4 separate regions of the Homo sapiens genome follow, and all the other regions are linked to region 4. The links are chromatin contacts, found by Hi-C or POLR2A ChIA-PET in ENCODE. All regions are on one chromosome and are shown on one strand. The core of a region is the stretch at or near the end of the contact, and the rest is flanking DNA. Distances in the headings are between cores, read along the strand shown. Region 1 holds the start of WARS2-AS1 (WARS2 antisense RNA 1). Region 2 holds the start of TENT5C-DT (TENT5C divergent transcript). Region 3 holds the start of RBM15 (RNA binding motif protein 15). Region 4 holds the start of TRIM33 (tripartite motif containing 33).

Evidence for each region. Hi-C counts contacts between places; a loop is a spot of excess contacts on that map. ChIA-PET counts read pairs that join two places held with the same protein, here RNA polymerase II (POLR2A). Pooled maps may share reads with other maps.
Region 1: a loop to region 4 is called in a pooled map, with 24 times the contacts of the local background. The contact joins the promoter of WARS2-AS1 here to the promoter of TRIM33 in region 4. A Hi-C loop is called at or near these places in 9 of 50 pooled maps.
Region 2: a map of naive thymus-derived CD4-positive, alpha-beta T cell shows a loop between it and region 4 (29-fold over the local background). The contact joins the promoter of TENT5C-DT here to the promoter of TRIM33 in region 4. A Hi-C loop is called at or near these places in 1 of 168 maps with a recorded cell type or tissue (naive thymus-derived CD4-positive, alpha-beta T cell) and 5 of 50 pooled maps. POLR2A ChIA-PET finds 5 or more read pairs at or near these places in 1 of 52 experiments (activated T-cell).
Region 3: a loop to region 4 is called in a pooled map, with 14 times the contacts of the local background. The contact joins the promoter of RBM15 here to the promoter of TRIM33 in region 4. A Hi-C loop is called at or near these places in 7 of 50 pooled maps. POLR2A ChIA-PET finds 5 or more read pairs at or near these places in 3 of 52 experiments (CD8-positive, alpha-beta T cell, OCI-LY7 and activated CD4-positive, alpha-beta T cell).

What each region holds. Positions count from the first base shown.
Region 1 is chr1:119,138,842-119,141,828 of GRCh38, forward strand. WARS2-AS1 (WARS2 antisense RNA 1) reads left to right here and starts at 1,555. Exons shown (of 7, transcript NR_125975.1): 1 at 1,555-1,952; 2 at 2,906-2,972. It overlaps WARS2 (tryptophanyl tRNA synthetase 2, mitochondrial), which reads right to left and starts at 1,812. Exons shown (of 6, transcript NM_015836.4): 1 at 1,714-1,812. The coding sequence starts at 1,803. RefSeq lists an enhancer at 1,584-1,893.
Region 2 is chr1:117,604,200-117,607,180 of GRCh38, forward strand. It overlaps TENT5C-DT (TENT5C divergent transcript), which reads right to left and starts at 1,571. Exons shown (of 3, transcript NR_121626.1): 1 at 1,447-1,571; 2 at 590-737. TENT5C (terminal nucleotidyltransferase 5C) reads left to right here and starts at 1,849. Exons shown (of 2, transcript NM_017709.4): 1 at 1,849-1,954. RefSeq lists enhancers at 663-1,163, 1,164-1,664 and a silencer at 1,575-1,914.
Region 3 is chr1:110,338,003-110,340,813 of GRCh38, forward strand. RBM15 (RNA binding motif protein 15) reads left to right here and starts at 1,375. Exons shown (of 3, transcript NM_022768.5): 1 at 1,375-2,811. The coding sequence starts at 1,404. It overlaps LOC124904276, which reads left to right. Exons shown (of 1, transcript XM_047437983.1): 1 at 1-1,001. The coding sequence starts at 433. The coding sequence ends at 939. RBM15-AS1 (RBM15 antisense RNA 1) reads right to left here and starts at 1,169. Exons shown (of 4, transcript NR_036595.1): 1 at 995-1,169. RefSeq lists enhancers at 54-243, 1,384-1,683, 1,714-1,833, 1,804-2,542, 1,914-2,363 and a silencer at 344-613.
Region 4 is chr1:114,509,642-114,512,461 of GRCh38, forward strand. TRIM33 (tripartite motif containing 33) reads right to left here and starts at 1,562. Exons shown (of 20, transcript NM_015906.4): 1 at 910-1,562. The coding sequence starts at 1,435. It overlaps LOC124904348 (a long non-coding RNA gene), which reads left to right and starts at 1,697. Exons shown (of 2, transcript XR_007066452.1): 1 at 1,697-2,284. RefSeq lists silencers at 1,099-1,398, 1,429-1,538 and enhancers at 1,729-1,898, 2,759-2,820.

The sequences.
Region 1 (2,987 bases), core at 305-2,804, 4.6 Mb after region 4:
AACAATCTAGATTAATAATTAACTTTAATAGCCCTATTCATAAATGCCACTGAAACAATAGTAGAGGTTTAAGAAATTTTTTCTTTAGCATTTATAATGACTTAGTGTCTTAAACTTCCCTGGGCAGTCATTAGCAGGCTGCAGTTTGTCTTTTTTTTCTCTCTCTCTTTGATTCTCTATTCTCAAGACATCTTCAATTCTTTAGTTTGGAATAAGGGGAAGTTTGGGTCTACGGCTTAGCTACTTTGATAGCATAGGTGTTAATGTGCTATAAATTATAAATAATCATCTCATTCTAGTTCTGCAGAATCAAACCCTCAAATTTCAAGGAGAGGAATTTTTGATAAATTTATCTAATTTTGAATTGTCTTACCTAACATTGCTGCTGAAATTTAAGGTGACATTTGAATAGTTGTTTGCTGACAAGCAGCTTTCCGGTATATATTAATATATTAGCTTATAAGAATTTTGTGAGGCTCACATTAATAAAAAACGGAAGTTCAAAAAATTTATGACATGACTAGAAAAATAAGTTGAACTTAAATTTTGGTTTTCATAATTACTCTCATTGGCTTTGTTTTGGCTTCATAATCATGGAACTATAGATTTTCCAGAGGTTGAAAGAACATTAACGTGTCAATCAGTCCAGCTCTCTTCCTCCACTCAATATGAGCAAAAAAAGAAGAAAAGTCCCAGAGAGATTGTGACTTGTCACACAGCTGTCAAGTGGCAGACCAAACCCTTGACCTCTAGGCTACCTTCCTGTCTAGCGCTGTTTTCAACACAACAGTTACAATAGGTGCGACATCCTCACACCTACTCATTATGGCAATACATATGCAAATGATGCCGGGAAATTACCTAATAAAATCACATTCTCTCCTTTCTCTCTAGTTCCCAGAATATATCTCCCGTAGATAAAGTATGTCAAAGTGCTTGCCACTGAGACTGTACTTGGAAGACGTTTGGTAAAATCCTGAATAACTGAAAGGGTATCCCCTCCCCCTGACTTTTTTGCTATGAGGGTAAAATTCCAAATATTTAAGACAATTCCCAATAAGACCAGGCCGCGACATGGTCTCCGTACGACGAGATTAATGGTAACAGCAGTGTTGTCAAGCGCAGGACAGGACAAACTCTGTAGCAGCTTGCGGTCACTCTTTCACAGCCTGCTAGATAGAGCAGTGCTGTGGAGCCACCAGGAGCAACCAGAATGGAAGATGCACTGACACTTGCTCAAGTACCACACTGCCAACCTGCTGCCCCGACCCAAGCTGCCCAATGCCTAACAAAACTTCTCTACTCTCTCCGATAGCCCCTTAGCGTGTTGTTAGGGTAAGGAGGGTAAAAACAGTAATAAGACCACAAGAAGAGCAGTCTCTAAAACAACCCGTCTCTGAAAACATCACACGCGGGGTAGGCTCACCGCGTTGCCCGGCAACAGCGGCGGCGCTCCGCTCCCAGAACTGGAGGTGGCGGCAAGAGGTCAGAAAGCGGCGCGCTTTTTCCACCAAGAAACCTTTACGTCATCACGTATCCTTGCAACGTCACTACGCTCTGAGCAGGCCGACAGTCATAGACGAGTAGACCTTAGGCGAGGGAAGGCATGTACTTTCCCTAAGAAGCGGGAGGAGAGAAATAAATAGAGGGCAGTGGGATGAGAAGAACCTCGCGGGATGGGAAGCCGCGGAGGGAAGGGCCGTCTTTGGTTACCTGGAGAGCGGGAGCAGCTGCGGATCCCTTATGAAGTGCCCGGATGAAGCTCCAGCGCTCACGCGCTTTCCGCATTGAGTGCAGCGCCATCTTGAGAAGGGCGGAGCCGTCTTGTTTGGAATGACGTCTGTTCAGAGAGCCAATCCCAGTCTCGCGACTCCTGCTTGCTGGGCGCGGCTTGGGCCTCCAGGCTGCGCAGCGCAGCCGCTATCGGGCGGACTGCAGTTCTTGCCGAGCAGGTGGGGACAGGAGCGGGGTGGGGCTTTAGTGTTTTTCCCTGGATCCCTTGTCTGCTCAGCCTTCCTGGAAGGAGAATTTCCTTGGGGGTTATTAGTAGCAACGCTTTAGACTGGAAGAAAGTCAAGTAGGCTGCATTTCTGATCTTAGCTATGTGAAGGCAACCTTTAAAAAGTTTGTTTAGAAACTCCCAGTTCTCTTAGAGGGTAATATAAGTGGTCTTTTTAGACATGTGTGGCCTCATTTCCCTTTTTTTTCTTTGAGACAAGGTCTCACTCTCGCCCAGGCTGGAGTGCAATGGCGCGATCTCGGCTCACTGCAACCTCCACCTCCCAGACTCAAGCTATTCTCCTGCCTCAGCCTCCTGAGTAGCTGGGACCACAAGGGTGCGCCACCACGCCCGGCTAATTTTTGTATTTTGGTGGAGACAGGGTTTCACCATGTTGCCCAGGCTCTCTCAAACTCCTGAGCTCAAGCCAAGCCATCTGCCTCGGCCTCCTAAAGTGCTGGGATTACAGGCATGTGCCACCGCACTGGACTTATGTGGCCTTATTTCATTCGTCCTGTAAACTTTGTTGAACCCTACCGTAATGTGCTGGGCACTGAAGGTACAGAGAAAGACATATCTTGTCTTCAAGTTGTGTACAGTCTAATAGAGTAGCGGATAAATAAATGATGTACACTTAATAGGTGTTAAAGAAGCAAGCACCGCAAGTTTTAAGGAGGAGTGGTTATGACTGTGGTGTTTCAACCTAGTCTAGGGAAGGCTGCAGGAAGGTTATACCTGATGGAAGAAATTGTTTTGTTTGGGGTTATGAGAAAGTTTAATACAGTTTTTCTGCTTCTGTTAATTCACCTAAAAATCTCCCAGACAGATAACGAGTGTTTCAGTAAAAATATAACTGGAAGAAATTCATGACAATTCCTTTATGTGTTTTGTTTATAATTCATCCAGCTACTGAAAATTACCAAGGAGAGGTAGGAGATAAGAGATGCCTATAAAGGAGCTGAAATCTACCAGGGTAAGACAAAACAGT
Region 2 (2,981 bases), core at 321-2,820, 3.1 Mb after region 4:
TGCTATGTCCACCAAAAGACATGTGTAAGAATGTCTGCAGCAGCTTCATCAAAGGCAGAAACATGAAGCAACTCAAATGTCCACCAACAGTAGGATGAGTACACAAATCGTTGAATATTTATATAATGAAGTAATACACAGTAGTGAAAAAGAATGGACCATTGTTACACACAACAATATGGATGAATCTCATAGACGCACTGTTGGGCAAGAGAAGCCAGACATAAAATTGTACGTGTTATGTATTTCATCCATAGCAAGTTCAAATATTGGTAAAACTAATCTATGGTGATAGAGGTTAAAATAGTGGTAATCCTTGTCGGATACTGAATGGGAAGGGGCATGAATGAGCTGGAAAGGTTCCACATCTTGATATGGATGGCAGTTACATGGGTATGCATATGTAAAAAATTATCATTCTGGACACTTTTGATTTGTGCGCTTTACTGAATGTTATACCTCAAAAACAAAAAGTAAAACAAAAAATCAGATCATATGTCTTGATTTCGCGTCTAACAATAGGATCACTGGCTTTCCCTATAAACACTCATATTGATGTCCTATCGCATTAAAGTTCCTGGATACTCACTCTCCTCTCCCTCGCTGGGAAAGACATATTTGAGAACTCTTCATAGTCTGACAGACAGGAGAACCACACTTATTTCAGGCAGGGTTGGAAGAGTAGGGCGGAGGAGATGTAAATACTGCATCTGGGAAGTAATCTTTTCCCCCAGCACCTAGTAAACGATCAATACAAGTACAATAATGTCTATTGATAAATAACATTGTCCAACATTGGCTACTATCTGATACATACAGCATTTGCCACACACTTTCTAACAGGCACTAGGCAATGCACTAATTGTTTCCCACGTATTTTCTTAATACTTATATAATTCTACAGAGCTGTCCCATTGTTAGTCTTGTCCTACAGATAGGAGACGCAGGTTGTTGGAGGGTTGGTTCAGTTACTTGCCTAAGGCCTTACAGAAAGTTTAAGTGGTGCATGGAGATCTCAACTCAGATTAGTCTGAATTCAGAACCTGGGCTGTAAACCACTCGCTATGTTATGAATGGATGGTGTCCAAGCCCTGCCTGCATGTTATATAACACACTGGACCAAGTGCTGTGGCATTCCGAATGGGGCCGAAGCGGCTGCGGCTGCCGACATTGGCGATGGACTCCCCGAGGCCCTTCGTCCCACTAACTGCACACAGGTGGTCCCCGGGGCCAGAGAGCCGCCGGCGCTCTCTCCCCGAAGACCACGCCTTCGCCTCCAGCCAGTTTGCTTGGGGAATCAGAAAGGTGCCCAGGGCCCAGAAACCATTAAGTTTTTTCCGACTTCAAAAACACACACCGGAGGTAGGCGTGGGCGTTACCCGCCTCACTCCTGGGGGCAGGGAGAACCAACGCGAAAATCCCCAGAGAGGCGGAAGAAAAACCTGCCTGCGAGAGAATAGGATGGAGATGGGAAAAGCCTGGGGAAGAGAGAGTTATGCGGCAGGAATAGCAGAAAAGCGTACTAAGCAAAAAGAAAGGTGTCCCACTAACTCCGAAGTTAAGTGGGTGTCGACGCAGCCCCCTCTATTGCGCTTGCGCAGTGCTGCCTCCCTGAGCACCCCGCCCCTTCCCGCCGCTGAGGATTTACTCGTCTCTTGGCAACCATTCACCCGAAGAGCCAATCAGAGGGCAGCCCTCGCCCCGCCCCTGCCGTCAGGGCCGGGCGGAAGGGTCCCGAGGGGACTGGCTCCGCCACGCCCCGCCCCTGGCTCCCCCGGGAGGGCGGCTCAGGGGCGGGGACGGGGGCGTGGTCCCGCCGTATAAGAACGGAGGGGGCGGCGGCGGGACGGCTCACTCGGTGCCGCTGCCTAGGGGCTGTAGAGGTCGCGCCGCTCCTGCTGGGGCCTGCCCACGCCAAGGACCTGCCTCTGTCGCCTCCTCTTCTATTGCCCAGGTGAGTCCGCGACCCCCCTCCTCTAAAGGTGCGGCGATGCGGCAGCAGCCCCAGGGAGCCGCGAGCTCACTTAGTGGGGGTCCGCCCCCACTAAGTGGTGCTCAGGTCTTTGCCCAGCCTGGTAGGGGGCAGGCGGACCCGAGGGGAGCTGCGGACAGGTGCCGAGACCCGGTGCTCCTTTCCCCTCCTGCTCCCTCGAGGACCCCCGCCCCTGACACACCCGTCCCAAAGGGCCAGAAGAGACGCTCCGAAAGGGAGCTACAACTTTCCAGAGACCTGGGGCTTGGCAAACTCCAGCGAGTTCCTGCTCCGCGCGTCCTGCAGGCTGCGCGCTGGCCAGGCGCGGGCAGGGCGTCTGAAGAGTGTGTGATCGGCGCCTCCGCTCCTACCTGGATCAGACGGCGCCCCCCGCCACCCATGCCTCCCTTCCTGGCTTGCAGTCCCTCGGGCTCGCCCCGGCGCTCCCGCGGGCGCGCACACCTTCGCCGGCCCGCCGAGTGTGAATTCGAATTCGGCGGTTTCACTAGGCGCAGCTGGAGACGCAGCGGTCCGGGGCTTGGATCTGGTTGGGGAGGGGAGGGGCGCTTCCTAGGCTCATTGCCAAGTCCTGAGTTTTAAGGAGAAGGGCGGAGATCCTTAAATTTAATGCGCTCACATCAGACTGTGGACACCATGAGCAGCAAAGGGATCCAAGCCAGTGACTTGTGCGCTGCGCGTCTCTCAGAAACTTCTTGGGAATGCGGTGTCTGTGAAACCTGCTTCCTCTCCTTTTGAAAATGAAACTTGCTTTACTGCGTAGGTGAAAAGCCACGGCAAGTGGGTCGACTCGGACGGATACCGGTGCGGCTGCCCCGGGAGGTGTCGCAGTTCGGGGACTCCCTTCGCACTGGTCGCGAGGCAGGAGGGAGCAGGGTGGGAGGCGAGTCAGAGGAGGGTGACTTACCTGAAGAATACAGGTTGGTAGCCTGCACACCTGAACTCAACGCTGGCGGGCGAGAAAACCAAGCAGCGCTACCTCCAAGTAAGG
Region 3 (2,811 bases), core at 125-2,624, 4.2 Mb before region 4:
CAAGGTGCCTGTGCTGCTGGCTTTTAACACACAATAAGAGTGCCAAGGGATACAAGAAGCCACAGGGGGAAAAACAAGTGACATATCTGCATGGAGCCTAAATTTCGCTTGGTGATTTTCAGGGTAGAAGCATTACATATTAAAAACACTGCTATTTTAGGGGAATACAGAATTTAAAAATCCACACAGATTCGCAACATAAAACATGCCGCCCAAAGACACGTCCGCGGTGTCCCGACAGTTCCGGCTCCGCCCGCGGGCCACGAGGCGGGGAGCGACGGTCACTCCCCTCGGTTACCCGGAGTACTTGGGCGGGAACGGGTAGCTCGCGGGAGAGACGGGCTCCTGGGCGAGGGCTGCGTCTTAGTCGCCCTGCTTCTTAGCTCTCGAGGTCCCGCGTGTTACGTGTTAGCACCGCCCGGGGGCGTCAGCATGACCCGAGGCTGCAGGAACCGTGAACTCTCTGCCCCGCGGGCCCAGGTGACCGCGGGCGGCGCTCTCCCGCGCGCGGGGGGCGGGGCTCCCCCCGGCTGTTCACTCAGCTACCACAGCGACGTAAAATGGTGTCCGCTAGGCGTCCCAGGACGGCTTCCTGAGGGACTGGAGGGCCCCGACAGCCGGAAAGCCTGCCCCGCCCCTTGGCCGGCACAGGTACGACGGCGGGGAGCTCAGAAGTTTCGAACTCCAAGGGCCGAAGCACAGCCAAACACCCCACGGAACTTAACAAATGTTTGTGGGGAGAACGCCGAAAACGCGGGGAGGCGGGGCTGGCGCACAGTCACCCTCTCGCGACATCTAAGTGACGTCGCACAGCAAGCACGTGTTCTAGTCTTTCACCTTCAGTCAGCCTCCTCCGTTATACAGGCCTACCCCTTTAAGCGAGTGATGGACAGTTATTTCAGCCTATCAACTTCCTTGCCGACATCCAATCAGATTTAAACTTCTTTTAGCCGCCGGAGGAGTTGGAAAAAGGGGGTCGAAAGAGGGAGCTTACCGTCTCTCGCGATATCGCTGTGAGCCTGCCTCTCTGGAAAAAACGCCGAAACTGATGGCCCGACCTCCCAAATAGTGGTTTAAAGGACGGGTTTATAAGCCAATGAAAGGGATAAGGAGGTGGGTTGCTGCTGTCACTGAGCAAGAAGTACCGTTACAGGGCAGACTTTTTGTCCAATCAACACCTCAACACTTTGGGTCACGTGACCGCAGAGTGCGAGGGGCGGAGCTACAGTCTGGCGCGAGGAACCGTTAAGATAGACAACAAATGTAACCAATGAGGTACTCCGACTAGGGGGTTGGGAACCCAATAACAGTGGTTGGGCGGGCGCCTTCCTGGAGCGCGGGGAGATGTAAAGATAGACAAATAATTTTCCCAATGAGACTGTAGAAGAGAGAGCAATTGGCCAATGAGGACTGCGGGGCGGGACCCTGTGCCGCGGCGGAGTCCAAGATGGCGGCGTGCGGTTCCGCTGTGTGAAACGAGCGCGGGGCGGCGGGTTACTCAGCTCCGCGGAGACGACCTCCGACGACCCGCAACAATGAAGGGAAAAGAGCGCTCGCCAGTGAAGGCCAAACGCTCCCGTGGTGGTGAGGACTCGACTTCCCGCGGTGAGCGGAGCAAGAAGTTAGGGGGCTCTGGTGGCAGCAATGGGAGCAGCAGCGGAAAGACCGATAGCGGCGGTGGGTCGCGGCGGAGTCTCCACCTGGACAAGTCCAGCAGTCGAGGTGGCAGCCGCGAGTATGATACCGGTGGGGGCAGCTCCAGTAGCCGCTTGCATAGTTATAGCTCCCCGAGCACCAAAAATTCTTCGGGCGGGGGCGAATCGCGCAGCAGCTCCCGGGGTGGAGGCGGGGAGTCACGTTCCTCTGGGGCCGCCTCCTCAGCTCCCGGCGGCGGGGACGGCGCGGAATACAAGACTCTGAAGATAAGCGAGTTGGGGTCCCAGCTTAGTGACGAAGCGGTGGAGGACGGCCTGTTTCATGAGTTCAAACGCTTCGGTGATGTAAGTGTGAAAATCAGTCATCTGTCGGGTTCTGGCAGCGGGGATGAGCGGGTAGCCTTTGTGAACTTCCGGCGGCCAGAGGACGCGCGGGCGGCCAAGCATGCCAGAGGCCGCCTGGTGCTCTATGACCGGCCTCTGAAGATAGAAGCTGTGTATGTGAGCCGGCGCCGCAGCCGCTCCCCTTTAGACAAAGATACTTATCCTCCATCAGCCAGTGTGGTCGGGGCCTCTGTAGGTGGTCACCGGCACCCCCCTGGAGGTGGTGGAGGCCAGAGATCACTTTCCCCTGGTGGCGCTGCTTTGGGATACAGAGACTACCGGCTGCAGCAGTTGGCTCTTGGCCGCCTGCCCCCTCCACCTCCGCCACCATTGCCTCGAGACCTGGAGAGAGAAAGAGACTACCCGTTCTATGAGAGAGTGCGCCCTGCATACAGTCTTGAGCCAAGGGTGGGAGCTGGAGCAGGTGCTGCTCCTTTCAGAGAAGTGGATGAGATTTCACCCGAGGATGATCAGCGAGCTAACCGGACGCTCTTCTTGGGCAACCTAGACATCACTGTAACGGAGAGTGATTTAAGAAGGGCGTTTGATCGCTTTGGAGTCATCACAGAAGTAGATATCAAGAGGCCTTCTCGCGGCCAGACTAGTACTTACGGCTTTCTCAAATTTGAGAACTTAGATATGTCTCACCGGGCCAAATTAGCAATGTCTGGCAAAATTATAATTCGGAATCCTATCAAAATTGGTTATGGTAAAGCTACACCCACCACCCGCCTCTGGGTGGGAGGCCTGGGACCTTGGGTTCCTCTTGCTG
Region 4 (2,820 bases), core at 312-2,811:
CCCTCCAACCCAGTGAGGTACTCATTCTTCAAGAAACCTGTTCATGGATTTCCTTTCCTGTGAAATTTCCCTGACCTTTCCTCTATTGTGCCACAACCATTGTACTGAGGACTCACCTCCACTGCTGCAAGTTATATGTTTCTCCTGTTAGACTGTGAATGAAGTCTTCATTGAGTACTTTATTCAATCCTAGCACAGTGCCCCAACACTAGGGGCTCATTAACGGCCAATTAGCTAAAACAAATTCATGCCCAGCTTTCCCTAACTCTCAATTTCCTTCAAAGTTCATTTCTCCTTCATCCCCAAACCTTAGGATTTTCCCTAACCATGCAGTCCACTTTCCGAGTTTCTCTTTCCCCATGTCATCTTACAATTTTCTTCCAGGCGCCTTCTCTGGACCCCTTGCTCTCCAACATATTCTCTCCACCTCCATTTAATCCATAGTCCTCCTCTCTCCTATCTGTGAACACGCCAAGTCCCCTCCCTCCAAAGCAATCCATCTTCACTGCCCTTACCTCTTACCTACTCCCTCAACACCTCGCTGGCCCGGGCCCTTTCAGCCAAAACGCTTCCTCACAACGTGTTTCCCAAATCCCCCTTCTCTCACTGTACGGGTCTGCCAGCTCCAGAACCAGCGCTCGGCCGGGTTCCGCACATCACAAACCCTCCCTCGGAGCCAGTGTCCCCTCCCCCAGCCTCTCGCAGCCGGCACCCCTCCCTTCATGCTCCCCTTATCTCTTGCGGTCCAGCTTCTCTGGAAAGTGTCCCAGGGGCGAGTCTTTCACCTTAGAGACCCCTCGGGATGGCGCCCGTCCGAGCAGCCCCAGGCCCCAGCACCTCCGTCCCCAGCTCCTCTAGGGTTGCGCAAATCCCTTGCGGCCCAGATGCCAGGCAGGGCCTCCGGCTCACCTTGCTGGATGTCGCCGTTGCTGCCCCCCGGGATGGGCACGCTGAGCTGGCGCTCCGGCTCGGGCAGGCAGCGCAGGCAGAAGGAGTGAAGACAGGGCAGCAGCTTGGGCTCCGCCTCACGCCGGCTCTGCAAGCTCTGCTGACACACGGCGCAGGTGTCCAGGAGCGAGGCTGGCGGTCCAGGAGGCGGCCCTGCCGAGGGACCCGGAGCGGGAGCCGAGGCTGGAGCTGGAGCCGGCGTCGATACTGCGCCCCCGGCAACTCCAGTGCCCACTGAGGCCGCAGGAGATGAAGCAGCCTGGGCCGAGCCCGAGGAGGCCGCGGCCACCCCCCCGTCGTCGGGCCCGGCCGCGCCGCCCTCAGCGCCGGCCCTGCCGCCTTCCTCCTCCTCCTCCTCCACCAGCACCGCGGTGAGAGGCGGCTCCGCCTCCTGCGCGGCGGGCCCGGCGGCCCCGGCAGTTACCGGCGCGCTGCCGCTGCCCCCGCCGCCGCTCTCAGCCTCGCCGCCGCCTTTGTTTTCCGCCATGTTTTCCTCTTTGAACCCGCCGGACCGCCCCGCGCCGCCCGCCGCCCGCGTCGCCGCCGCCGCCGCCCCCAGCCCCAGCCGCAGCCGCAGCAAGAGCGGCAGCCGAGAGCTAGCGAGAGAGCGAACCAACGAGAGCGCGCGCGCACGCGGCGCCCCCGCCCTCGCGTCGCGCGTTTGAAGGAGGGCGGTTGCGGCACGCGCACGTACGCACGGACGTCCTCCCGAGGGAGGCGGGAACTCGGTTCGCGGGCGCGGAGCGGTCCCGGACCCTCGAAGCCAGTTCCTTGCGTCAGTGCCGCGGCTCTTTAACCCGAAGGGAGATTTTTTTTTTAAAGCCAGAGGCCGTTGACGCTGGGTAGCCTTTGGCTGGGGTTGGTTATGAACTCCGACACAGCGGTGGTGCATACGGAAGGGTGGTAGCCGGGACGGTTCCGGTCCCTGCGAGCGTGTCCCGGGCGTCTCCGCGGAAGTTTCACCTGCCGCGCCGCTCGATCGCCGGGACCTCCTGGGTCTCTGCTGTGCGTAGACCAGCCGCGTTCCTTTGGGTGGCCGTGGAGCACTAAAGCGGGGCTTATTGTTTGTTTGGTTTTGGTTTTTTTTTTTGTTTTTTTTTTGCTTTTTGTTTTTGAACTGAGGATCTATCAGAAATAGGCTGAAAAGACCGAGTGAGGAAGAAACTCTTTAACAGCTATTTTTGGCATCTTAAGGTGATTCTCAGGAGTTGCTACGTATCAGAATCAACGGAGGAGTTTTTCAAAGCAGAGATGCCAGGGCCAGTCCCCAGACCTGAATCAGGAAGTGAGGGAGAGAGCCGACGGAGGGGGAAAAGTCCCTTCAGCTGATTCTTATGTATGTCAGTTTGGAGAGCCACGGATATAACCAATACTGCGTCCTTCTGAGGTCCCACTTTAAGTGTCCTGGGTTGAGCTGGGTGACAAATGCCCTTACAACAATGGTAGTAGAAGCTTTCAGGCCAAGCGCAGTGGCTCACGCCTGTAATCCCAGCACTTTGGGAGGCCGAGGCGGGCAGATCACTTGAGGTCAGGTCAGGAGTTCGTGGGCAGCCTGGCCAATATGGTGAAACCCCGTCTCTACTAAAAATATAAAAATTAGCCGGGTGTAATGGCGTGCGCCTGTAATCCGAGCTACTCAGGAGGCTGAGGCAGGAGAATGGCTTGAACCCGGCAGGAGGCGGAGGCTGCAGTGAGCCGAGATAGCGCCACTACACTCCAGCCTGGGCGACAGAGCGAAACTCCGTCTCAAAAAAAAAAGAAAAGCTTTCAGAAAGTTGCCTTTTTATTTGAAAAAAAAAAAAAGGTATTTGGAGGATTTTATGTAGTGCAACAACTGTTTTAGTGTTAAGATCATGAAATGCTTTGGTCTCC